3 separate regions of the Homo sapiens genome follow, and all the other regions are linked to region 3. A link is a loop called in an ENCODE intact Hi-C map of the cell type or tissue named here. Cell type or tissue: endothelial cell of umbilical vein. All regions are shown on one strand.

Region 1 (8,000 bases), 250 kb after region 3:
AGGCAGATAGGCTCTGGACAAAAAGGGGTGGGTCCCTGGTGAAGCCCCACCTTCAATCCTGGGAAGGCCTGAAGCCTGGGGGCCAGGCTGCCAGTCCTGCAGATTGGAGTAGGAACTTATGGTGCCTTTTCTGGGCCTGCCCATGGCCAACCATGGACCAATCAGCACACACTTCCTCCCCTCTGAAGCCCATAAGAACCTGGACTCAGCCAGACTCAGAGAGATGTTGGGACAACCAGCTGCAGAAAGGAGCTATCCCCTCTGAAGTCTCCTCTCTGCTGGGAGCTCAGCAGACATCAGGATGACCAGCTGCGGAGAGAAGCTACCCATTCCAGGGTCTTGTAGCTCCTCTCTGCTGAGAGCTGAACATTAAAGTTGAACATTAATGGGACACCCTGGCAGCAGAGAGGAGCTACCCACTGTGAGTCTCCTCTGAGCTGCTCTATTGCTCAGTAAAGCTCTTCAGCTTGCTCACCCTCCACTTGTCTGTGTACCTCATTCTTCCCGGGCATGGGACAAGAACTCAGGACCTCCTGAATGGCAGGGCTGAAAGCGCTGTAACACAAACACGGCTGAAACACACCTCTTGCTCACCACGTTGTGGGTAAGAAGAAGGGGAGAAGAGCTGAGGCCCTTCGGGGACCCCAGACCTAGGAGCTCCCTGAGCCAGGGCTGTGACACCCTCTTTGGGGGTCTGGTTCCTGACATATCCAAGCCCCCAGGAACCATTGCATTCCCCAGTGGCAGCAGTGGAAGCTGCTTGCAGGATGCCTGTTCCAGCTGCAGCCTCGTAAGAAGCCAGCACTCATGCTGGCACCTGGAGCTGCCCACTCCACCACAGCCATTGTTCCTGGCTGTGCACAGTGGCTGGACCCCACGCTTGCTTGCTCACACATATCCTCGCTGCTCCGCTCGCCCTTGGCAGGCAGGGGATCCAGGCCATTAGCACGAGCTGAGCATAGCCTGCCAGGCCAAGTGGGCGCAATGAGCCTGAGCAAAACTCTGGCAAAGGCACCACTGGCTACAGAGGTTTCTGGCTGGTGAAGTGACAGCCCAAGGATCCCATAATGACATGTTGGATGTGCCTGGCATTGCACAGACACACAGTAGGTGTTGGGAAGCACTGGTTCTTTCTTTCAGAGGGTCTGTCATCCTCGTTTCCCGCATGGCCGAACTTACCAAGGTCTTTGCAGCTTCTGCTTCCTTCTGTAGTACTCATGGGTCCCACATCTGTGCTTACAAAGTCCCTAGTGTAGTGATGGGGAGATGTTTCTGGAAGCAGTAGTGGGAAAGGGTGAGTGAAGGCAGCTCCCCCTGCCTGGGTAGTCCTAGAATAGGAAGGGGGTGAACAGTCAATACATGCAGTGGAGAGGACTCTGACCTGGGAGGAAGGAAGACAAGCTACTTGCCCCAACCGTGCCACCAGCACAATCAGTAAACCTTGCTCTGTTCTAAGCCTCAGTTTCTCCACTTCTTCAAGGAAGGGTCTTCCAGCTGAGCGCTTCCCTGTTTCTGTCCCTATCTCCTTCTCTCTCCCAGAAAGTTTCTTGCCTTCTCTTGACTTACAGAAGACATCACTTCCTTGAAGACTTGGCTCACTATAAGCCTCCTGGCGGCTCCTTCCTGGGGCACTGGGCCAAACTCCTGACACGATTAAGAAGAGGTTTTGGAACTGGGCCAGACTAGGAAAACAGGAAAGATGACGAACAAAGCTTCCCTCCTTCTGAGGGTTGTTTATTCCAGTGTTCCTTCAGTTGAGTTTTCTGGGTACACAGCAGCCCTTGGCTTTCCATCCCATGTGCAGCCTCTGGCCCAGCACTTAGTCCACTCTCAGTCATAGAGCTTATCACACAGACTTGCTCCAGTGCCCACTTGTCCAACTGCCCCAAACTCCTGGAAACCAGAAAGAACACAGATGTATCTCAACTGAGTGCCTACCATATTTCTACAGGAGGAACTGTCTTCGCATAAAAGCCCCTCTGCAGCTCCTTAAGGTAAGCAGTGTTCTTTCCATTTTGCAGCCATGAAAACTGAGGTCAGGGAGGCTCCCCAAGGTCACCCAGCATGTTGGTGTTGGATCCAGAAATGGAGGGAGTTGGAAGGGAGGACGTCTTATCAGTTAAGACAATATTCTTTGGAGGCTGATGAACCTTTCTGAGTTTGAATTTTGACTGTCACTTACTGCCTGTGGAATCTGGACAAGTTCCTAGTGGGAAGCAGTTTTGGGTCACAGTGGGGATCACAGACTCTGGAATCAAATGTCGGTTCCACCATCTGCTAGTTATGTGACCTTGGGCAAGTTCCTTTGCCTCTCTGCACTTCAGTTTCCACAGCTGTCAAACAGGATAATAATAGTGCCTGCCTCATCAACTTGTCGTGTGGATTAAACGTGATAATCCTTGTGGGGCGTTTAGCACAGTGTCTGGCCCATGGTCCAGTGCCATCTATGTCAGCAATGGTTTGAATGCAGGCCCCACTGACTCTGGCTACCACCTGTTTCCCTGCCTATCACCTGTCACCCTGGTGGCTCACTCATCACTTGGCGTGCTGTAGGTGCTCCCGGGCTTACTGACTGAAGGAGTGGTTGAGAATTGACTCAGTGTTTCTGAAAGCAGGCTTCTGATAATGTGTGGGAGAAGGATTCTGGAGGAAGATGATTTTCAGGAGTTTCCCAACCAATCAGCAAGTAATTGCTTTTTGCACACTAGTATGGACTTAGACCAGTTTCAGATTGGTTCTCTGAATGCTACCTGTGCAATCAGAAGCATACCTATACTCACGCCTATAGAAGCAATCTATACTGATTGTGGAGTGTTCAAATGCTACATAAAGACCGAAAGCAGAGAGTTAAAGTTCTAAGTAAACTTGCTTCAAAAGGGTTGCCCACTGTTTATCTGAGGCATGTCCTTCCAGAATTTGCCTAAGCCCTATACCTTTTTTTTGTTTTTTTTTTTTTGAGACAGGGTCTCACTCTGTCACCCAGGCTGGAGTGTAGTGGCATGTGATCCTGGATCACTGCAACCTCTGCCTTCTGGGCTCAAGCAATCCTAGCACCTCAGCCTCCCAAGTAGCTGGGACCACAGGTGCACACCACCACACCTGACTTTTTTTTTTCTTTGTAGAGGCAGAGTTTTGCCATGTTGCCCACGGTGATCTTGAACTCTTGGGCTTAAGTGATCTGCCCGCCTCGACCTCCCAAAGTGCTGGGATTATAGGCGTGAGCCACAATGCCCGGCCTATATGCCTATGCCTCATTTTTGAGTGTCACTGTGTACCCTAGTCGGTGTTAGACACTGCAGGTCCCCGAAGAAGTAGAGGTGACTGTCTGTACCTTAGGGGCAGGCACAGTTGGGGCGGGACCCAGAATTCATGGAACACTTAATCAGCAATTAAAATGTCCACAGGACCAGTGACTCACTCATTTAATACGTACTTAACATTTGTGGTTCGGAGACCCGGAAATGACAAATCAAGGTCCTACTTGGTTTCAGAGTGAGCCCCGAGATTGAATCAGCAAGGAAACCTTTTGGTATACTTGCCTCCTGATTATGGGCCTGTCAACAAGCCTCAGTGGGAGGGCAGGACGGGTGATGTGTCCTCACTGCCCAGAAAATTGCACTTTCCTGCCTCATTTATTGTATGTAGAGAAGTGAACTGAGGAGCCCGACAGGCTGGGCTTGCCACAGGTGGTTTCTAGGACCTTGGGTGACTCACTCCCTTCTCTGAGCCTCAGGTTTCTCATTTGAAGCATGGGGAGGCTCCTCCTGCCTTGAAAGGCACATTTCTCATTCATTCATTCGTTTGTAAAAGATGGTATTTCATAAGAATGTGGAGGGATGACTCAATAAACATAGCCATCTGGGGGAAAAAAAGAATTGGGTGATTTGGTAGATTGTATTACTGTTCAGCAAATATTTACTTTCCCCAGCCCCCACCACCACGGAAGGAATATACTTCCTCACCCTGTTGATATTGCACTTGGCCACGTGACTTGCTTTGGCCATGAGAATATGTGTGGAAGTCACAGGGGCCAGGCCCAAGGCACAAAGTGTTTCCATTCATCCCTTTGAGCAACTGTCCTCGGCCATGAGAACCACAAGTCCCAGACAGTGGAGGCTCCTTCAGCCTGGACTCCAAATGAGAAGATATATGAGACAGCCACCTACTCACCCCAAAGCCTGGAGCCCAGCCCAGCTAGCCCCAGAAAGCCCTGCAGAGCCCCAGCTTGACCCACAGACCCCTGGGCAAGAAGTGAATGTTTACTGCTGTAAGCACCAGGCTTCTGGAAGTTGTCTTTTATGCATCATTGTCACAGCAAAATCTGACCAATGTGGATCCCTGGCTCACTCCTTATATTGATTTTAGCTTGGGTCTTGAGCGAGGATTTTCTTTTTTTTTCTTTTTTATTATTATTATTTTTTTCGATACAGTGTCTCACTCTGTCACCCAGGCTGGAATGCAATGGTGCGATCTCGGCTCACTGCAACCTCCGCCTCCCTGGTTCAAGCAATTCTTCTGCCTCAGCCTCCCGAGTAGCTGGGATCACAGGGGCCTGCCACCACACCTGGCTAATTTTTGTATTTTTAGTAGAGATGGGGTTTCACCATGTTTGCCAGGCTGGTCTAGAACTCCTGGGCTCAGGTGATCCGCCCGCCTCAGCCTCCCAAAGTGCTGGGATTACGGGCGTGAGCCACCATGCCCGACCGAGCAAGGATTTTCTCATTAGATGATATTTGACCTGAGATCTGAATGTTTAAGAGCTAGTCATGTGGCCATCTAGGGGAGAAATATGCCAGGCAACAGGAATAGCAATGCCATGGTCCTGAGGCTGGAGGAAACTTGGCCTGTTCAGGAAAAGAAAGAAGGCCAGTGTGGGGCCAGGCATGGTGGCTCACGCCTGTAATCCTAGCACTTTGGGAGGCTGAGGCAGGCAGATCATGAGGTCAGGAGATTGAGACCATCCTGGCTAACATGGTGAAAACCCGTCTCAACTAAAAATACAAAAAATTAGCTGGGCGTGGTGGCGGGCGCCTGTAGTCCCAGCTACTCGGGAGGCTGAGGCAGGAGAATGGTGTGAACCCGGGAGGCAGAGCTTACAGTGAGCCGAGATCATGCCACTGAACTCCAGCCTGGGCAACAGAGCAAGACTCCGTCTCAAAAAAAAAAATAAATAAATAAAATAAAATAAAGAGAAGACCAGTGTGAAATAAATAAGGGTTGTTTGGTATCTGAGAGGGAGATAGTCTGAGCTCTAGACTCATATGTTCAATAGGGCACTTCAGGCTGGGCATGGTGGCTCACACCTGTAATTATTTTATTTTTAATTGACACATAATGATTGTATTTATGGGGTACAATGTGATGTTTCAATACGTATATACACTATGATAATCAAATCAAGGTAATTAAAAAATCCATCACCTCAAACATTTATCGTTTCTTTGTGGCGAGAAGATTTCAAATCCTCTTTTCTGCTATTTTGAGATGTACATTATTCTTAACTATAGTCACCCTATTGTGCAATAGAACACCAGAACTTATTTCTCCTACCTAATTGTAACGTGGTACTTATTGGCCAACCTCTCCTCCTCCTCCCTCTACCAATCCCTCCCTAGCCTCTAGTAACCACTATTTTACTCTCTGCTTCTATGAGATTTAAAACAAAAATTCTTTTTTTGTTTTGAGACAGGGTCTTTGTCACCCAGGCTGGAGTGCAGTGGTGCAATTACAGCTCACTGCAGCCTTGAACTTCTGGGCTCAAGTGATCCTCCTGCCTCAGCCTCCTGAGTAGCTGAGAACCACAGGAATGTACCACCCCACCCAGAATTTTTTTTTTTTTTGAGTCAGAGTCTTGCTCTGTTGCCCAGGCTGGAGTGCAGTGGCGCGATCTTGGCTTACTGCAACCTCCGCCTCCCGGGTTCAAGCAACTCTCCTGCCTCAGCCTCCCAAGTAGCTGGGATTACAGGTGCCTGCCACCATGCCCGGCTAATTTTTTTTGTATTTATAGTAGAGATGGGGTTTCACCATATTGGTCAGGCTGGTCTCGAACTCCTGACCTTGTGATCCGCCCACCTCAGCCTCCCAAAGTGCTGGAATTACAGGCATGAGCCACTGCGCCTACCCAGAAAAATTTTTAAATTTTTTGTAGAGATGGAGTCTTCGTATGTTGCTCACGCTGGTCTTGAACTCCTGGATTCAAGCAATCCTCCTTTCTTGGCCTCCCAAAGTGTTGGGATTACAGGCTTGAGCCACTGTGCCAAGTGGAGATCGATTTTTTTAGGTTCCACAGATAAGAACATACAGTTTGTTTTTCTGTGTCTGGCTTATTTCACATAACATAAAGTCACCAGATTCATCCATGTAGTCACAAATGAACAGGATTTAGTCCTTTTTTATGGCTGAATAGTATTCCATTGTTTACATGTACTTCATTGTCTTCATCCATTCGTTCATTGATGAACACTTAAGTTGATTCCATACACTGGCTATTGTGAATAATGCTGTAATAAATATGGGAGCACAGATACCTCTTTGACATGCTGATTTCCTTTCCTTTCCTTTCCTTTATTTTATTTTATTTTCAAGACAGGGTCTCACTCTGTTGTCCAGGCTGGAGTGCAGTGGTGCCATCTCGGCTCACTGCAACCTCTGCCTCCCAGGTTCAAGTGATTCTCCTGTCTCGGCCTTCCAAATAGCTGGGACTACAGGCACGTGCCACCACACCCAGCTAATCTTTTGTATTTGTAGTAGAGACAAGGTTTTACCATGTTGGCCAGGCTGGTCTCAAACTCCTGGCCTCAAGATCCACCTGTCACGGCCTCCCAAAGTGCTGGGATTACAGGCATGAGCCACTGGGCCCAGCCTATTTCTTTTAGATGTATACCTAGTAGTTGGATTCCTGGATCATATGGTAGTTCCATTTTTAATTTTGGGGGGAACCTCCATACTGTTTTCTACAACAGCTGTACTAATTTACAGTTCCACCAACAGCGTGTAAGGGTTCCCTTTTGTCTGCATCCTCGCCAACACTCGTCTTTTGTCTTTTTGATAATAATGGTTCTAACTGGAGTGAGATGATATCTGTTTATGGATTTGATTTGCATTTCCCTGATGACTAGTGATGTTGAGCATTCTTTCAAATATCTGTTGGCCATTTGTAACTCTTATTTTGAGAAATGTCTATTCAGGTCTTTTTTCCACTTTAAAATTGGACTATTTGGTTTGTTTTTTGTTTTTGTTTTTGTTTATTGCTATTGAGTTGTCTGAGTTACTTATATATTCTGGATATTAACCAGATGTATAGTTTGCAAATATTTTCTCCCACTCTGTGTGTTATCTCTTCATGCGTTGTTTTTTTGTGCAGAAGCTTTTCAGTTTGATGTAATTCCATTTGTCTATGTTTGCTTTTGATGCCTGTACTTTATTTTTGAGACAGAGTCTTGTTCTGTCGTCCAGGCTGGAGTGCAGTGGTGTGCTCTCAGCTCACTGCAACCGCCACCTTCCGAGTTCGAGCGATTTTCCTGCCTCAACCTTCTGAGAGTAGCTGGGACTACAAGTGTATGTCACTACCACCAGCTAGTTTTTGTATTTTTAGCAAAGACAGGTTTTCGCCATGTTGGCCAGGCTGGTCTCGAACTCCGGACCTCACGTGATCCGCCCACCTTGGCCTCCCAAAGTTCTGGGATTACAGGCATGAGCCACTGCACCCAGCCTATGCCTGTGCTTTTGAGGGCTTATCTAAAAAACCCTTGTCCAAAACAATGTCAAAAAATGTGTCCCCATGTTTTCTTCTAGTAGAGTTTCATAGTTTTGGATCTTAGATCTAAGTGTTTAATCCATTTTGAGTTGATTTTTGTATATGGTGAAAGGTAGGGGTCTAGTTTAATTTTTTTGCATATAAATACCCAATTTTCCTGGCACCATGTATTGATGACACTGTCCTTTCCCCCGATGTGTGTTGTTTGCACCTTTGTTGAAAAATGAGTTGGCTGTAGTTGTAG
Region 2 (8,000 bases), 99 kb after region 3:
GACTCTTGCTCCCACCCCGACTCCCCCGAGACATCAGGCCAAGTCACAGGCCTGCCACTAGCTCTCTTCCTGTCCAGTAAAGTGGGATAACCACCCTGTCTGGCCACCACGAGGATGTGCATAAGGGCAGTATTCCTGTTGCCCCGGCAGAGTTCAAGGACAGCAGGAACCCTAGGGAAGAGAAAGAGAAGAGCAAAGGCAGGGCTCCTCAGAGCACAGCCAGTGAGAGCCAGCCAATCCTGCCCTAGGGGGCAGACACATGGCAGGCCCTAGAAGGGGGAGAGGGAGCCCAATCATCAAATCCAAGACCCTAAATTAGACCTAAGTTTCTTGTTGGAACCTGTGTCCTAGTATCCCCTGTGCTCAAAAAAGCCACTTCCAAATAGCCCAACAGACAGAGGTCCCCCAAATTTATAAGCCTGTTAACCGCTCAGCAGGCAAAAAGGGTGTAGAGAGGTATTATGAACAAAAGCACTGGCAAGGTGGGCAGGAGGCCTGGACCCATCTCTCTGAGCCTCATTTTCTTCATCTGCAAAATAGAATCACCACTCCTGGCACCTCCTTCATTGGACTACAGTGAGATGCCAATGAGGTAAGAGATACAGAAGTGATTTAATCAGAAAGGGACAGGAGGACATATTGAAAACTAAACCCACCAAATGATGAAGATATGGCCAAGAAAACCATAACCAAAAGTACCCCAAATTTCTGAACATGAAACATGCTTTCACTGAAATATTTCTCTGGGTCTGGGTGTCTCGCTCTGTTGCCCAGGCTGGAGTGCAGTGGTGCAATCTCGGTTCACTGCAACCTCTGCCTCCGGGGTTCAAGTGATTCTCATACCTCAGTCTCCCAAGTAGCTGGGATTACAGATGCACACCACCATGCCCAGCTGATTTTTGTATTTTTAGTAGAGACGGGGTTTCACCATGTTGGCCAGCTGCTCTCAAACTCCTGACCTCCAGTGATTCGCCTGCCTCGGCCTCCCAAAGTGCTGGGATTAGAAGCATGAGCAACCATGCCCTGTCTGAAATATTTCTCTTCAGAGAGGGTTTTCCCTTTATAAAGTGCATACGCTCACTTTAGAAGGCTGAGGCAAGAGGACTGCTTGAGGCCAGGAGTTCAAGACCCATCTGGGTAACAGAGGAAGACCCCACCTCTGCAAAAAATAAAAATTAAAAAAACTTAGCTAGACATGGTAGCACATGCCTGTAGTCCCAGCTACTTGGGAGGCGGTGGGAAAGATCACTTGAGCCCAAGGGTTTGAGGCTGCAGATGAGTAGGAAGCTCTATGAGCTATGATCACAGTACTGTACTCCAGCCTGGCCAACAAAGCGAGATCCTTTCTCTAAAAACACAAAACAAAAACACAAAACCCAAAGTGTGTAAGCTAATTGATGTAAATGGTAGCAAAAACTATCCATTTAAACATGCATGGAGTAAAGAAATTTTGTAACTTAAAAAAACTGCAACTCATAGTAAATATGAAAGGTCTCTTTAAAATCTAAAGAGCTTGAAAGAGGTAAGCGAAGATTTCCTGGACAGGTTCCTTCCCTTCTGGGGGTTTTTACTACCCCCACCTGTGGCCTGTGGACCCCAGAACCCCTCAAGGCCTGTGTGCCCCACTCTGCAGAGGGCACTGGAGGAAGGCAGGGAAAGCCCAGCCCTCCTCAAAAGGGTCCAAGTCCAATTAACACAACACAGACACCAGCCCATGTCTCCCCATACTCCTTCCTGCCTCAGCCTTTGCACAAGCCACTCCTACCTCCTCACTTAAGCCCCCACCAGGCCCAGGCCAGGGGCACACTAGGTGCCCCCTCCTCTCTTGTGTGTCACCACTTGTCACACCTGCTGGTGCTTCCCTGGTGTCTTAGGCCACTGGCCTATGAGCTCCTCCAAGGAAGAAACCACATTTGACTCTTCTCTCCATTCCCTACCAGTCCAACACAAACCCAGGGCCTGGGGAGGCCTCAAAATGTTCAGAGTACTTAAGAGCAGGAGTAAACACATGGGAGTTAGATTCCAGAGCTAATTATCTAACAGGCAGCAAAGGCCACAGATGCTCAAAAATGGTACCAGAAAGATGGTATCAAGGATGGCTTCCTGGAAGAGGTGGCACAGTGGGCCACAGAGGCTGAGGGGCTACAACAAATACTGAAAATGCAGTGGTCAGTGAGGTAACAACGGGAACAGAAAAAGCAGCAGCAGGCATAGTTGGGGGGAATGTGACCCCTGGGGGCAAATACAGTCTGGAAACACTGGGAAGTCCTTACATAAAGATTCCTATAGCCAGTGGGAACCACGGGAAGCTAACAGAGCTTTGGGAAAAACAGTAAAAGCAGCAGGATGCCGAGCACCCACGCCCTGCTGGGCCCGAAGCCAAGACCATGAGGAGATTCAGGAGAGTGGTCCCAGGGGTCAGAAGAGGTGTGTAGATCTCCAAAATGACCTCTCACCAATCACCCTCTCCACATGTAGTCTGTGGCAAACAGATGAGTCCCTCCCAGTTCCCCACTCCCATACCAAAGAAAATACACAGCCAGGACCTAGGAGAGCATTAATGGAGCTAAGCCTTCTCCACCAGAGGATGCTGAAAGATGGACAAAGAAAAGTTCCAGCAGAAGTGAGTATCATCTGGGCCACTTCTGGCCCCCTACCTCAGTCACCCCATCCCCAGGTTCCTATACAACTCCCTGTGGGGTACGGCAGGCACTGCACTGCAGATCCCCCTTCACAGGCAGCCAGAGGCACAGGGGCTCTGCACCCATCAGGACCATACGGCTTTGGCAAGGTTTTTGCAGCTCTGAAGGAAAAGGATGGAGGTAGCCAAAGAAGAGACAAAGATAGGACCTGGACACAGGTGGGAAGGAAGCCTGATGCAATAGTAGCCAGGTCACAGGATGGTCAGCATTTCCAAGCTGGCTGCATATGCCCAAAGCCTGTGGAAAGGGTGAGAGTTCTCCTCTCCCTCTCATTCCTCCCTCTTCCTGAGACTATAATATTCCTCCTCCTGCCTCTCAGTAGAAACATACTCACAAATCTGAGGTTTCCCTGAGCACATCTGGCTGCCACCAAAGGAAGGTCAAAGTGGAGGGGTGGGTAGCTATCCCTTTCCATTTTACAAACAAGGATCTGGGTTCAGGGACTTCTGAGGTCACAGGGTTATATGGCAAAGGGAAGGCGATGGTGGGGCTTACTGTCCTTCCCATTACTGTGCAGCAGCTGCCTTCAAACCAGACCCGCGGGCAGCGAGTTGGACAAGCTTGGTCTAGATTCTAGACAAATCTCTTTGAAACAATGAGGAAACAGAGGGTCCAAAGGGTCTTGTCATGGTCATATGGTGAGTCATGGCAGAACTGGGACACTCTGCAGTGTCCCCACAGCAGCTGCTATCCCTGACACTGGGTATACAGAGAAACACAGAGCAGCCACAGCCAGCCTTTGTACCATCCAGGCAGGCAGCCCTCTTCCCTAGGACTCTAAATTAATCTCACCTATTTCAGAGGTAAGAACAGAATCCAAAGGAAGGAAGGGAAAGGAGGTCCCACCCAGAGAAATTAAAGCTGGAAGAGCACTCAGCAGTGATCTATTCGGCTTATGCAGTCATTCATTCCATCATCTGATCAAACATTTATCGGGCATCTATCTACTCCATGTCAGGCCCTGGGCTGGGTCCTAGGGAAACAGAGATCAATAAGGCATTTGAGTTCCTGCCTTTGAGAAAACCCCTGCCTGATGGAGGAAACAGATGGGGAAGCAGATAACTATGAGGTCATGCAACGAGTAGAACAACAGGGAGGTGTCTGTGGAGCTGAGTGTGTGTAGAGCAATGTCTTGGAGTGCTCTGTAAAAGCCAGGTCTGGAGGGCTGACAAGCACACATTGGGCAGAGGGGTTCATGGAAACCAAGACAGAGGTGCAGGAGTCCACTAAGTTCCACAAACAGGGCATTCAGAGTATCATGGATGAGAAGGGAGGGAAGATGGCCTATACCAAGCCTTGACTGCCACAGTAGGGAAAGGTGGCTTTCCCCAACTTTTCTGCACAAGCCCAGAAGATTCTCCAGGCAGCCATGGGTCAGCCTCTGTGTCAGGAGTCTAGTGTGCTCCAAACTCTGCCTCCCTTGCAGACTGATGCTGCCTAAGTTCTTTCTAGATGGCCTGTGTATGCCAGGCTCCTAGCTACAGGAGAGAGACTGGGGACCCACCAGGGCCATGTCTCAGGGATGCCCAGGACCTCAAAAGTCCCTCATAAAATGCTCCCCCACATAGTACACTCAGGCTACTTGGAGAACCAGAGCAATGGGTATAAGTCACTTTTAAAATTTTTCTTTATATTTTATAGAGATGGGGTCTCACTATGTTGCCCAAGCTTGTCTCAAACTCCTGGCCTCAAGTGATCCTCTCACTTCGGCCTCCCAAAGTGCTGGGATTACAGGTGTGAGCCACCATGCCTGGCCCATAAGTCACTCTGTTGTCCAGGCTGGAGTGCAGTGGCACCAACAGGGCTCACTGTAGCCTCTACCTCCCCAGGTGCAGGTGATCCTCCCACCTTGGCCTTTCAGGTAGCTGGGACTACAGGCAAACCACAACGCCAGGCTGATTATATTTTTTGCAGAGATGGTGTTTTGCCATGTTGCCCAGGCTGTTCTTGAACTCCTGGGCTCAAATGACTCGCCAGTCTTGGCCTCCCAAAGAGCTGGGATTACAGGCATGAATCACCGTGCCTGACCCATAAATCACTTATCTATGGTCCTCCTTCCTGACACCTCAGAGCAATCAACATGGTTGATCACGCCCTCTCTCCTTGAAGCTCTGCCCTTGATTTCTCCTGCACAACCTTGCCTGGTTTTCATGCTTCTTTGTGCGCTACAGGCCTACCTGCATTTAGCAATGGCCTTGGTCAAGGCTCAGGTCAAGGTCCTCTCTTCCGGTGCTCTGCCTTCTTCCTCATCAGTGTCAGCCATGCCCACACCCTTAATTACCTCCTATGTACAGATAATTCACAAACAGGTCTCTAGCCTAGTCCTCTCCTCTTAAGCTTCAGATCCTTCAATTCAGCTGCCTACTTGCTATCCCCACTCTTCATCTCAAAACGTCTCAAAGACAACTCCTCAAAACCAAACACTGTCTTCTCTCTCTCACCAGAACCAAGGCCTCTTGCCATACCCCCTGGGTCAGCTAAGAGCATCACCATTCAAACAGGTACCCAAACTCCAAACTTCAGAATGATCCTTCGCATCTCCTTTTCTCTCACCAGCCCCCAATCCAGCCCTCTGAGAAGTCCCACTGGCTTTATTATTCAAAATTAACCATACGTTCTGAGCACCTACATGAGAGACATTAAACTAGATACTTGGAATACAAGTACCTCAAGGAGCTTGAATGTGGAAGGAAAAATTAGATATGAGTATTATGCTAGATAGCTTACGTTAGAGTCCACAGACAAATACTATAAGAAGCTGAGAAGTAGAGGATGAAGTAGTTACTACCTCTGCTGGGTGGGAAGAGACGATGAGCAACAGCAGCATCTGGCATCCTAACACTAATTTCTTGCATATTTACTTTGCATAGACATTGCATAAAGCTCTTGATAAGACTGCCTTACAACGATAAAAACTGCCTTATATTTTATACTTGCAAATAACACTATGAAGTAAGTATTAGGGTCCCCAATTCCCGAGTGAGGAAATTGAGCACAAAGAGGTTAATTAACTTACCTAAGGTGGCAGTTGGTGAGTGGCAAAGCCAACAATACTTCAAAGCCAAGACTGCCTGTACCCTAGACGTGTGCTCTGTAATGCCTCAGAATCCTTGTTGGAAGTGGCCAAGCAGGGCCAGCACAGACAGAAGGGGAGGATGGAGAGGACTCCAGGTTTCGTGGTGCACTCCTGCTTCACAGTATTTATTATAGTAGCCATACATGTATTTTAAGGCTGTCTGATTGTTTTCTCCACTAGAGCGTAAACTCCTTGAGAGACTGCACCATGTCTGCCATCTTCAATGCTCCATGCCTACCAGGAACTTAATAAGGTTTTGGGGACCTTATTCAAGAAAAATACTATGAAAGCATCACTGCTATATAACCTGTTCCTGCTCACTAGATAAATGAGGCCCTCCTGACCACAGCCCAGCATATCTCCAAGTCTCTCTCTGCTGCCCTGTCTCTGCAGAGCCCTCTCACAAGGGAGAGGAAATGGAATGGGTTGGGAGAAGAAATAAAAATCTGGGGTCTCCCTCCTACAAGGAAACAACAGGGGCCTAGGACTCATAGTGGTGGGGGAAGCGTCAGAGCAACAGGGGCTGAGGTAGGGAGACAAGTGGGAAAGGGAGAATAGAGGCCTTCCCCTCTGCCACTCCCTGAACCCCATGACATCTCACCACCCCAACCTTGGTTCCTGCCTCTTTGGTTTCTGTGTTACTGCCACCTCTTGGACAGTAAATGTTGGTTTAGTCCTTAAGCCTCCAACAGAGTAAATCTGTGGGGCTGGAGACGTTCTAAATAATGACCGGAAGTCGTCAGGTCAGAGGCCTGCTTGCTGAGACATCCTGCTTCAGCAGAACCCACTAGGCTCTCCTGTTTTAGAGCTACTTGACCCAGCCGCCACAGCATCTGGCTGCACTCCCTTTGCGCCATGCCAGCCCAAGCCAAGCCACTCTCCTGTTCCCTTTTTGCTTCCTGGGAAACAGGGCCCCAGTGAGTGATCTAGACTCTGATCTCACTCCAAGGTGCCAGGGATCTCATTCACTCACTGCCTGCCCAGAAAGCCCAGCTTAAATTTTTTTTTTTTTTTAAAGAGACAGAGTCTTGCTCTGTCACCCAGGCTGGAGTGCAATGGCGCGATCTTGGCTCACTGCAACCTCTGCCTCCCGGGTTCAAGCAATTATCCTGCCTCAGCTTCCTGAGTAGCTGGGTTACAGGCGCCTGACACCACGCCTGGTTAATTTTTGTATTTTTAGTAGAGATGGGATTTCACCATCTTAGCCAGGCTGGTCTTGAACTCCTGACCTCGTGATCCCCCTACCTTGGCCTCCCAAAGTGCTGGGATTACAGGCGTGAGCCACCGTGCCCAGCCCAGCTTAAATTCTTTGAACTCACCTCCCCTACTGAGAGAGATGGCTACCTTGGATTTCTTTCTCTGAAGTTGAAGTTGAATAACCTATCGTTTTACCTGCTTAGGACAGCTGCTTGCCCAAACTTTACTAGCACACATGATTGTATGGAGCTTCATGCTTCCGGTGTAGACCAGTTCTCAGGCCAGAACCAGGCCATCCTCTTGTGATCAGTCTGGCAACAGACATTCTGTTCTCACTGGAGGGAATGCTCTGTGTTTCACTGCTGGCCTCAAAAGGCCCTCAGCAAAATCCTTAACAAAGTGACATATGTTACCTTTTCCAACCTCCTTGGTAGATATGCTAAGAACGCCCAAGAAAAGGCCACAGTCCCAGTTAGGATGGACAAGCTAACACAGGCACATTATACTCAATTACTGTTGAAGGTGGAGGAAGTGACTAGGGCAGGAAGAGGGGAGCTGCCTCCAAACAGGTGGTGGACTATCAGGCAGAATAGGGTGACCATAAAGTGGGTCTTCAGTGCCTCAGAGAAGGACCATCACCCCTGCCCCCATCGCTGCCCAACCTCCCAACTGAGGGAATGGAGTTGTATTCCTTAGCTCACCTCCTGCCCCCAAGTAAGCTGAGAAACCTGTGGGACCTATGGCCAACTGGAGCTCTCCTTCACTCCTTCCTAGGGTTAGTCACCCTGTGAACTCAGGCCCACACTCTCTGGGCCTTAGGCTGAAGTCAAGGTGGGGTTGGAATTCTCCCACCACACATCCACACCTACACAGCCAGAACCCAGTGTGGTCAATACCCGACTCCTACCATGGGCAAGGCCAAGCCAAGGACACTATGACCCAAGCCCATGCCCTCAACAATCATTTCCCTCAGAACATTTTAACTCAACCATATCCCCAGGTGTCCAAGAAAACAGGAAGCCAAC
Region 3 (8,000 bases):
CAAATGGATACACCTATAAAACCCAGACACCTAGAAGGATATTATCATTACCCAGAAAGTTTCCTCATGTCCCTTCCCAGTCAGTGCCCACCCCTACTCCCCAGAGGAATATCTACTATTTTTATATTGTATATTCATATGGCATCCTGTTCTACCAGAATTTAAAGTGACTCACTCTGGTCCATAAAATACAAGAAGAAAACATAAATGAGAAGTAGATGGAAAAAAGAAACCAAGGTAGGAATATTAAATGGAACCAGGAGACCACCTGGAACTTTTATAAGTGATACATTATTCAGTCCTCACAAAAGATATACATAATTATTTCCATTTTATAGACAAAGAGGCTACAAAGCTATGCAGCTAATAAGTAATAGGGACACTTTTACTCCAAGTCCATACTTTTTTTTTTTTTTTTACTGTAGTCCCAAAAACCAAGACAACAGGTAAAATAAAAGCTTATTTTAACTGTGAATGTGGTCTCAAATAATATACGCTAAAGTATTTGCAAAATTGTGTTTCCTCTTCTTGTTGGTACTTTGACCATGAGAGATGGCAAGGGTGGGGGCACTAAAATAGTCCTGCAGTCCTTACAAATTTCCTTAAGGTCAAGGTTGGCTTTGGTTTATCCTGTGTGGCCCTAGAGATGGGATTCCATGTCCTCAGTTATAGAAAAAGACAACTTTTCCAGGACTGGTGATAAGAGTGAGAAGTCTTGAAATGTCCTGTCGACTGTTAATTAGGACTATAGCAACATCAACAAGGAGGCATCTTACATATAACAGACTCCTGGCCAGAGTTTTCAGTTTTGACTTTAATGGGGTTCGTTTGTTGTGTTGAGGAAGAGAAAAGATAACATTTTATAAAAGAATTATAAACCTCTAATAGGGGACCTTAGAAATCTGCCTTCTATATTCTGTGTTGTCTCCTTTATAATAATATATTGTATATATAAGTAATGGGTGAGGAAGAACTGAAGATTACTTTAGAATTTCTTACTTAAAATGCCAGAAAAGGGATTGGGCATGTTATATGGTAGGAAGGCTGTCACAAGACTCCTGGATAAAGTTAGAGAGAAACTGAAAAATAAGATGGGCATGTTACAGTTAGACTTACTTGGCAGTATAAAATGAAGACTTTCCTCTTCTGGGCTGTGGCCACCAGCATCGCGGGATGACACCTGGGTTTGGCTCTGTTGGGCCATAGGGGACTAAGACGTACTCACATGGTCTCAGGTGATGGATTAAGAAAACACAGGAACTAGCTCAGTGGCGAGGCCTAAGAAGACCTAGAGCAATGACTCTGGAAACCACTAGAAGTGAGGCAGGCATCCAGTAGTCCTGCTCTACTGTCTGTACTGTCTTCTCTCTAGCCCCTGTCCCCTATCCCTCTGCTCCCTAACTTCTCATTTCCCACTCCCAGCCCCTCCTCCCTGGATCCCATACCCAAAGTCTGAAAAGAGGACATTTCCTGGTCTTTCAGGCCTTCTGCCCTGTGCCTCTGGTCTTTTGGAGGGTAAGGCAGGTATAGACAGCCAACTCACCAGTAGAAAGATCCACATTAATGGTGGCTAGCAATGATAAAGACTATTTCCTCCTCCCTAGGCAGCAATACAGTTATCTTGAATAGACTGCTTTATTTGGAAAAAACAACATTTTTTAAGTTATAAAAGCCATTCTTTCTTATTGTAGATAATCTGAAAAACATAGGAAAGAATAATGAAGATAATTGAGATTCCCTTAGTGATATCTTGATATCATTCCTTTTAGGTATTAATTTAGAAATTGCTTACATACAGTGTAAAGCCATGTTATATATATATATATATTTTGTATCTCACTTTTAGGATATTTATGTATTTATTTATCATGTCTTATCCAAATATTTTTCTGTATCAAAAATGATAAGCATAATGTAAAATAAGCATTGCTATTCTATCTATTCTATAGACAGTACTCTACTTTTAGCTTAACTATTTTGTTGAATTTGAAGTGAGTTTTTGTGAACAGCATATAGTTGGGTTGTATTTTTATTCTACTCTGCCAGTCTTTGCCTTTTAGTTGGTGTATTTAGATCATTTATCTTTAAGCTAATTATTGACATATTAGAGCTTTAATCTGCCATTTATTATTTACTGTTTCTTTTCTTGTCTTTCTCTGGGTTACTTGAACATTTTGAGAGGTTTTTATCTTGACTTTCTAATAGTTTTTTTAGTGTATTTCTTTGTATTATTTTCTTAGCAGTTGCTCTGAGTATTACAGTATACCTATGTGACTTACTGTAGTCTACTATGATCAGTATTTTACCACTTTGAGTGAAATGTGGAAACCTGATTTCCATTCAGGTCCCTTTACCTTCCCCCTTTTAATTTTTAATTTTTTTAAGACACAGAGTCTTGCTATGTTGCCCAGGGTAGAAGTGAACTTCTAGACTCAAGCAATATTCCTGCTTTAGCCTCCCAAATAGCTGGGACTACAGGAGGATAATCTATATATATATATATCTCCCCATATTTCTGCCTTTTCTGTTGTTTTCTGTTCCCTTTTGATGCTTCAGAATTCTTTTAATCATTTCCTTTCTGTTTGAAAAACTTCCTTTAACCATAAAAATGTTGTGCCACTTCCTTCTGGCCTCCATGGTTTTATTTTTTAATTTTATTTGTTATTATTTTTTATTTTTAGTAGAGACGGGGTTTCACCATGTTGGCCAAGCTGGTCTCAAACTCCTAACCTCAAATGATCTGCCTGCCTTGGCCTCCCAAAGTCATAGGATTACAGGCGTGAGCCAGTGTGCCCGGCCAGGCCTCCATGGTTTTAGATAAGAAACCTGTTGTCGCTTGATATTCCCTTATAGGTAGTATGTTGTTTTTCTCTGCTTTCAAGAGTTATTCTTTGTCTTTAATTTACAGAAATATAATTAAGATGTGTCTTAGTGTGGATTTCTTTGAGTTTATCCTATTTGGGATATGTTCACCTTCTGAATCTAGGTTTATGTCCTTCAGCAAATTTGGGGAATTTTCAGTCATTATCTTTTTGAATACTCTTTCAGCCCTTCTTTTTATTCTCTCCTGTGACTCTGATAATATGAATATTGGATCTTTTGCTATTGTTTCATAAGTGTTGGAGGTTCTGTCTGTTTTCAGTCCATCTTCATGGTTTTGCCATGTTGCCCAGGTTGGTCTCGAACTCCTGGCCTCAAATGATTAAACCATCTCAGCCTCCCAAAGTACTGGGATTACAGACATGAGCTACCACGCCTGGCCAACAGGTGATTTTTTAAAATCTACTTCGGACATTTTGTCTATTAAGAGAGTCTGGGTCCTATTTAAATCTTCCATTTTAGCAGGCGGTCACAGTGTTTAGATGCAGCATGTGAGCTGGGATTTACTCTTGTGGTTCCAACGATGATTTACTTTTCAGAGCCTTTGCAGTACTCTTTTGGTCCACTTGGTTTATCTGGTGCTGCCACGGCTCCCACTAGTCCCTGTTGGTGCTGTCTGATGGGGGTAAGGAGTTTCCCCAGGCCATGCTGCCTGATATCTAGGTAGAGGAGGGAGTCTCCATCCTGCTGGGATGCAGCTTGCTTCCTGGGGGCCCTGTAGTTGGGGGGAAAAGTGTTTCCCCAGACTGCTTTATTGTTAGTGGGGTCCTGAGCTATCCCCCTTGTTGGTGCTTCCAGCTGGCTTGGTATTGTCGGCAGAACTCCCATTCAATCCTCTGCTGCCCTCTGTTGCTAGGTTGGGGGTTGGGAAACACCCTCGGCCACCTTCTTCTATTGAATGGGGGTGTGGTCATAAGATGTGCTGCTATGTTGTTCCTCCAATCCTGGGTCCCTAAGTAATTCACCTTCCTTTTTCTTTCAGACTTCTCCTTTGGTTGCCTTTTGTGTTATTTTCAGGATTTACAGTTGTGCTTACAAGGAGGTGGGGAGAGAAATGGGTTTAGACCATCTTGTCTGAACGGTGACAGGGTTCTATTTAACCATTCATCTTTTGGATGCTAAGATTGTTTTAAATGGTGAGTAGATTAGACTTTGTATTGGAGAACTGGGGGAAGGAGGCCTCCCAACGACCTTGATATCTGAAAGGCTTTCTTACTCCACAGACTGATGGGCCTGGGCCTGGTTGGCCGCCCAGTGCAGGCTATTACTCATCTGCCTTCCGCTTGCTTGGCTGGTGATGTCAGTTCTTCGTGTCTGCTTTAAAGGCAGGCTTTTCTTGTTCTTATGCTCACTGAATAATGCAGTAGTTTGTTATACTTTTAGCATGATTAAAACAGAGGAACTGTCACTTTTGTAGGGTCTTTTCTTGACCTATCCTTTTGGTCAATGTTGTTTCCCTTTTGGCAAGGGAATTTTGCAATTTATTTTAAATTCAGTCATGCAAATTGTATTTAATTGTGACTTAACTATGAGATTTTTTTTTTTATGTGAACAATTCTGTTTCAGGGCTGCAAAACAATGACCAAGTTTTTCTTATATTAGTGTGAAGAAAGTTTTTAACATTTTCCATTTGTGAATGAGGAATTTGAGGTCATCTCAGTTCTTCCAAAGTAAATGTACCTTTAAAAAAATCAGAGTGAGAAATCCTATATAGTGGAAGTCATGGGTAATTTTGTATAGTTTACAAGAATAGTTTTGCACAAATAATTTCAGGTTAAAATTGCATACTATTTATCCCCACCCATTTCCTTTATTGGCTGTGACACACAGGAATTACGCCCATTGCTTGACTAACCTTTCTGACCTTTTGTTACTTGGCTATAAATTGACTTGGGTCTTTTGCAAAAACACTGTCAGGGGGGAAAAATCTTTTTGTTAGAACCCAGCCAATTCCTGCTTCAGTGGAGAACAGTTTGTTCTCCTGAAGAAATGAGCCAGTTCAGTGAACAGAAAAACATAGCCATAAACTGGCATCGTCAAACACTGCAAAAGCGATTGCCCACATTCATTCCACAGAGGAGGGAGCTTTATAAAAGAATGAGGTTTTGGAGAGAGAAATACAGTTTTGAGCACCATGGGCTTTAGGTCAATGTAATTGACTCGTTAGAGTGAGCTGTAACCACATAAAAAAATTTTCTTTTCCTGAGCTCTGGCAGCCACCAACATTTTAACATTTTAAACAGGAATATTGTGGAATTCTCCTGCTGCCTGCTTTCAGTCCTCTTGACTGTGTTGTATAGCATGTATCCTCTGCATTTCATTTGATGTTCCCATGAGATTGGAAGCTGCCTGTGTTCAGCAATGCAAACATTTCCCAAGTAACTGCTCTGTGCAAAGCTGAGTGTTGTTATACTTTTAGCAGAGAAGACATTAATAATGGTCAGTGAATTACAAAAAAAAAACCGGAGAAACTGGAGAAATCGTTGTATGACAGGCACAGGTGCAAAGTAGTAGAAAAATGTACAAGACACAGTTCTGGACAGACTGTACCACAGAAGTAGAGGCATTTGAGAGAGGTTTGAAGTCTGTTGAAGAATTTGCCAAATGGATGAGAAGAGTATTCTCGTCAAAGAGAGGAGTATATGTAAAGCTGAAGAGTGATGACCCAGCATGGGGTTTCAGGTACTATAAGTAGATTTACGCTTGGGTGTAAAGTATAAGGAGGGAAACGAGTAGCAGACAGTGAAACTGGAGAGGCGCAGGGACCTGATACCATCGGTCTCAAATGCCACCTGAAACAGTTAGGAATTTATACTGTAGGCCATGGGAGGCTCTGTAAGAGCTTGAAGCAGGGGAATGGCCTAGGCAGAGTTGAGGTAGGAAGATGTGGGTTTGTAAGGAACTGTTCAGAAAGGGTGGGTTGGACCAGACTAAGACAGGATCATGATACCAGGCTGAAGTGGGCAGACTTTGTCCTGCAGGGAATCACTGAAGACAATGATATGTGCTCTAGAAAGGCAAATATGGTTGTGATTCAGGGGAGCATACAGGGAGGGCAGGGTGCAGGCAGTGTAGATTGCTGAAGTTACTGCAGAGGTTTACAAGCCACAGGAGAAGGATGGTGCTGCAAAACCTTACTCAGGGTGCAAGTTGGTCACTGGGGAGTGGAGGGGAAGAGGAAGGAGGCAAAAAGCCTGAACATGCTACTTAATTCTCCTGTTAAAGACACTTAACAGGCACTTAATGCCTGTTAAAGATACTTCCACACAGACTATCTTGTTTAATTTTTATAGTGGGCCCTATCTTGTCTATATTCAGATGATTTCCATTGTGCAAAAGAGAACTGAGGTTTGGGAGGTTCAATACTTTGCCCAAGACCCAAATGACCTACACTAGGAAGTAGCTGAGTCCAGATTAGAACCCAGGTTCATCCAACTCTGAACACAGTGACATGCCACCCTTGACTAGTACTTGCTATAACTGAGCTGCCCAGTATTAAGCAAGTCTTTCTTTTTTGAAACAGGTTCTCCCTCTGTCACCCAGGCTGGAGTGCGGTGGCATGATCTTGGCTCACTGCAGCCTCGACCTCCTGGGTTCAGGCAATCCTCCTGTCTCAGCCCCGCCAAGTAGCTGGAACTGCAGGCATGAGGCGCACGCCACAATGCCCATCTAATTTTTGTATTTTTGTAGAGACAAGGTTTTGCCATGTTGTCCAGGCTGGTCTCAAACTCCTAGGCTCAAGCGATCTGCCAGCCTTAGCCTCCCATAGTGCCAGGATTACAGGCATGAGCCACCATGCCCAGCCATATACATACTCTTTATAAGAGTTCATGTCTATAAATCATAGTACTGCTAATATTTAGATATTAGTTTTTTTTGTTTGTTTGTTTGTTTGTTTGGTTTTTTTTTTTCAGATGGAGTCTTGCTCTGTCCCTCAGGCTGTAGTGCAGTGGCACAGTCTCGGCTCACTGCAACCTCCACCTCCTGGGTTCGAGTGATTCTCCTGCTTTGGCCTTCCGAGTAGCTGGGATTACAGGCATGTGCCACGACGCCTGGCTAATTTTTGTATTTTTAGTAGAGATGGGGTTTCCTCATGTTGGCCAGGCTGGTCTTAAACTCCTGACCTCAAGTGTTCCACCTGCCTCAGCCTCCCAAAGTGCTGGGATTACAGGTGTGAGCCACTGCGCCTGGCCTAGGTATTAGTATTAATGCTAATACAATTAGTATTTCAAAAGCCTGGATTTTTTTCTTCTTAACCTATTACCCTATGAAAATATCAGCTATATCATTTTATTTGTTAAAGTCTCACCATTTTAGAAGAATTGGTTTAGGGGAAAGCCCAACCAAATTGGCAAAAAGTATGAGTGAGTGAGTATGCTTAAATAAATGTAATTTTAAAATGTTCAAGGTGTGTCTGTATGTGTGTGTAACAATTCACATTAGAATAACAGACTATGGCTTTCAGAAATTAGAGAACCTTTTAGGACTGACATGAACTTAATGTAAATTTTAGTAAATGTGTGCTTTAATAGGTCTCAGAAAACATACCTTTTAGTATTATATCTGAAGAAGAGGCTTACTAAGCAAAAATCATCTTCAGTGAAGTCCCAGGACGAATGAATGATTCTCTTTATGCAGCATTCATTCTACTGTCATGAGGTCATGGAGTCTGTGTTTAGGGCCTAGGAAAGGAGATGCAAAAGAACCAGAAACAAAACTGGCCTACTCTATATCAAAAATATATTCCTGGTTAATGGATCAGCTCCTAGTTAGATACCAAGGGGAAGTACTGTTCCATTTGATATTGGAGACTTGAGGTTCCAGCATTGAAGGCTGTAATTATGGAATGTTGCAAGCTGTCTCTTCAGCATCTCACATTTTCACCCTTTCCTTGCTTGCTGCTTCTCAAAGTGGAACCAGAAATAATGAGTGTTTTCAAGGTAGAAAAGTGCAGGAAATGTGGGTAAAGTATCTCAATCTTAAGATTACTGTATTATTATCTTTGTGGCATCACTGTTAGAAATTGCTAGGTTTTTAAGAAAAAATTAAGATCTAATGTAACTGAGCTGTGGAGCTGTAGCACATTTCCCTGCCCAAACAGTTGGAATTATATATAGCAC

What was found. Peaks named below come from ENCODE experiments on the same cell type or tissue, not always from the same donor. Only the 100,000 strongest peaks of a DNase experiment are listed, where the experiment ranks them.
Region 1: it touches region 3 in a loop (7-fold over the local background); 2 of 110 quality-filtered maps call a loop at or near these places.
Region 2: it touches region 3 in a loop (6-fold over the local background); 2 of 110 quality-filtered maps call a loop at or near these places.

Annotation. Positions count from the first base shown.
Region 1 is chr20:40,999,227-41,007,226 of GRCh38, reverse strand. LOC100128988 (a long non-coding RNA gene) reads right to left here. Exons shown (of 3, transcript NR_145525.1): 2 at 1,180-1,328. It overlaps LOC105372621 (a long non-coding RNA gene), which reads left to right and starts at 1,753. Exons shown (of 2, transcript XR_936724.4): 1 at 1,753-1,994. RefSeq lists an enhancer at 2,767-3,966. In endothelial cell of umbilical vein, no CTCF peak of the experiment used is centred here; DNase peaks (open chromatin) are centred at 1,666, 2,396 and 3,586; H3K27ac peaks cover 4,024 bases.
Region 2 is chr20:41,146,643-41,154,642 of GRCh38, reverse strand. The region is part of intron 1 of PLCG1 (phospholipase C gamma 1); the gene reads right to left. Among named protein-coding and RNA genes, the nearest start is that of PLCG1-AS1, 13 kb to the right of the region's middle. RefSeq lists an enhancer at 7,788-8,000. In endothelial cell of umbilical vein, CTCF peaks have their summits at 6,190 and 6,420 (motif pointing left); DNase peaks (open chromatin) are centred at 2,312, 3,742 and 6,502; H3K27ac peaks cover 5,402 bases.
Region 3 is chr20:41,245,664-41,253,663 of GRCh38, reverse strand. The region is part of intron 2 of ZHX3 (zinc fingers and homeoboxes 3); the gene reads left to right. Among named protein-coding and RNA genes, the nearest start is that of ZHX3, 68 kb to the left of the region's middle. In endothelial cell of umbilical vein, a CTCF peak has its summit at 3,483; DNase peaks (open chromatin) are centred at 3,763, 4,143 and 4,773; H3K27ac peaks cover 5,601 bases.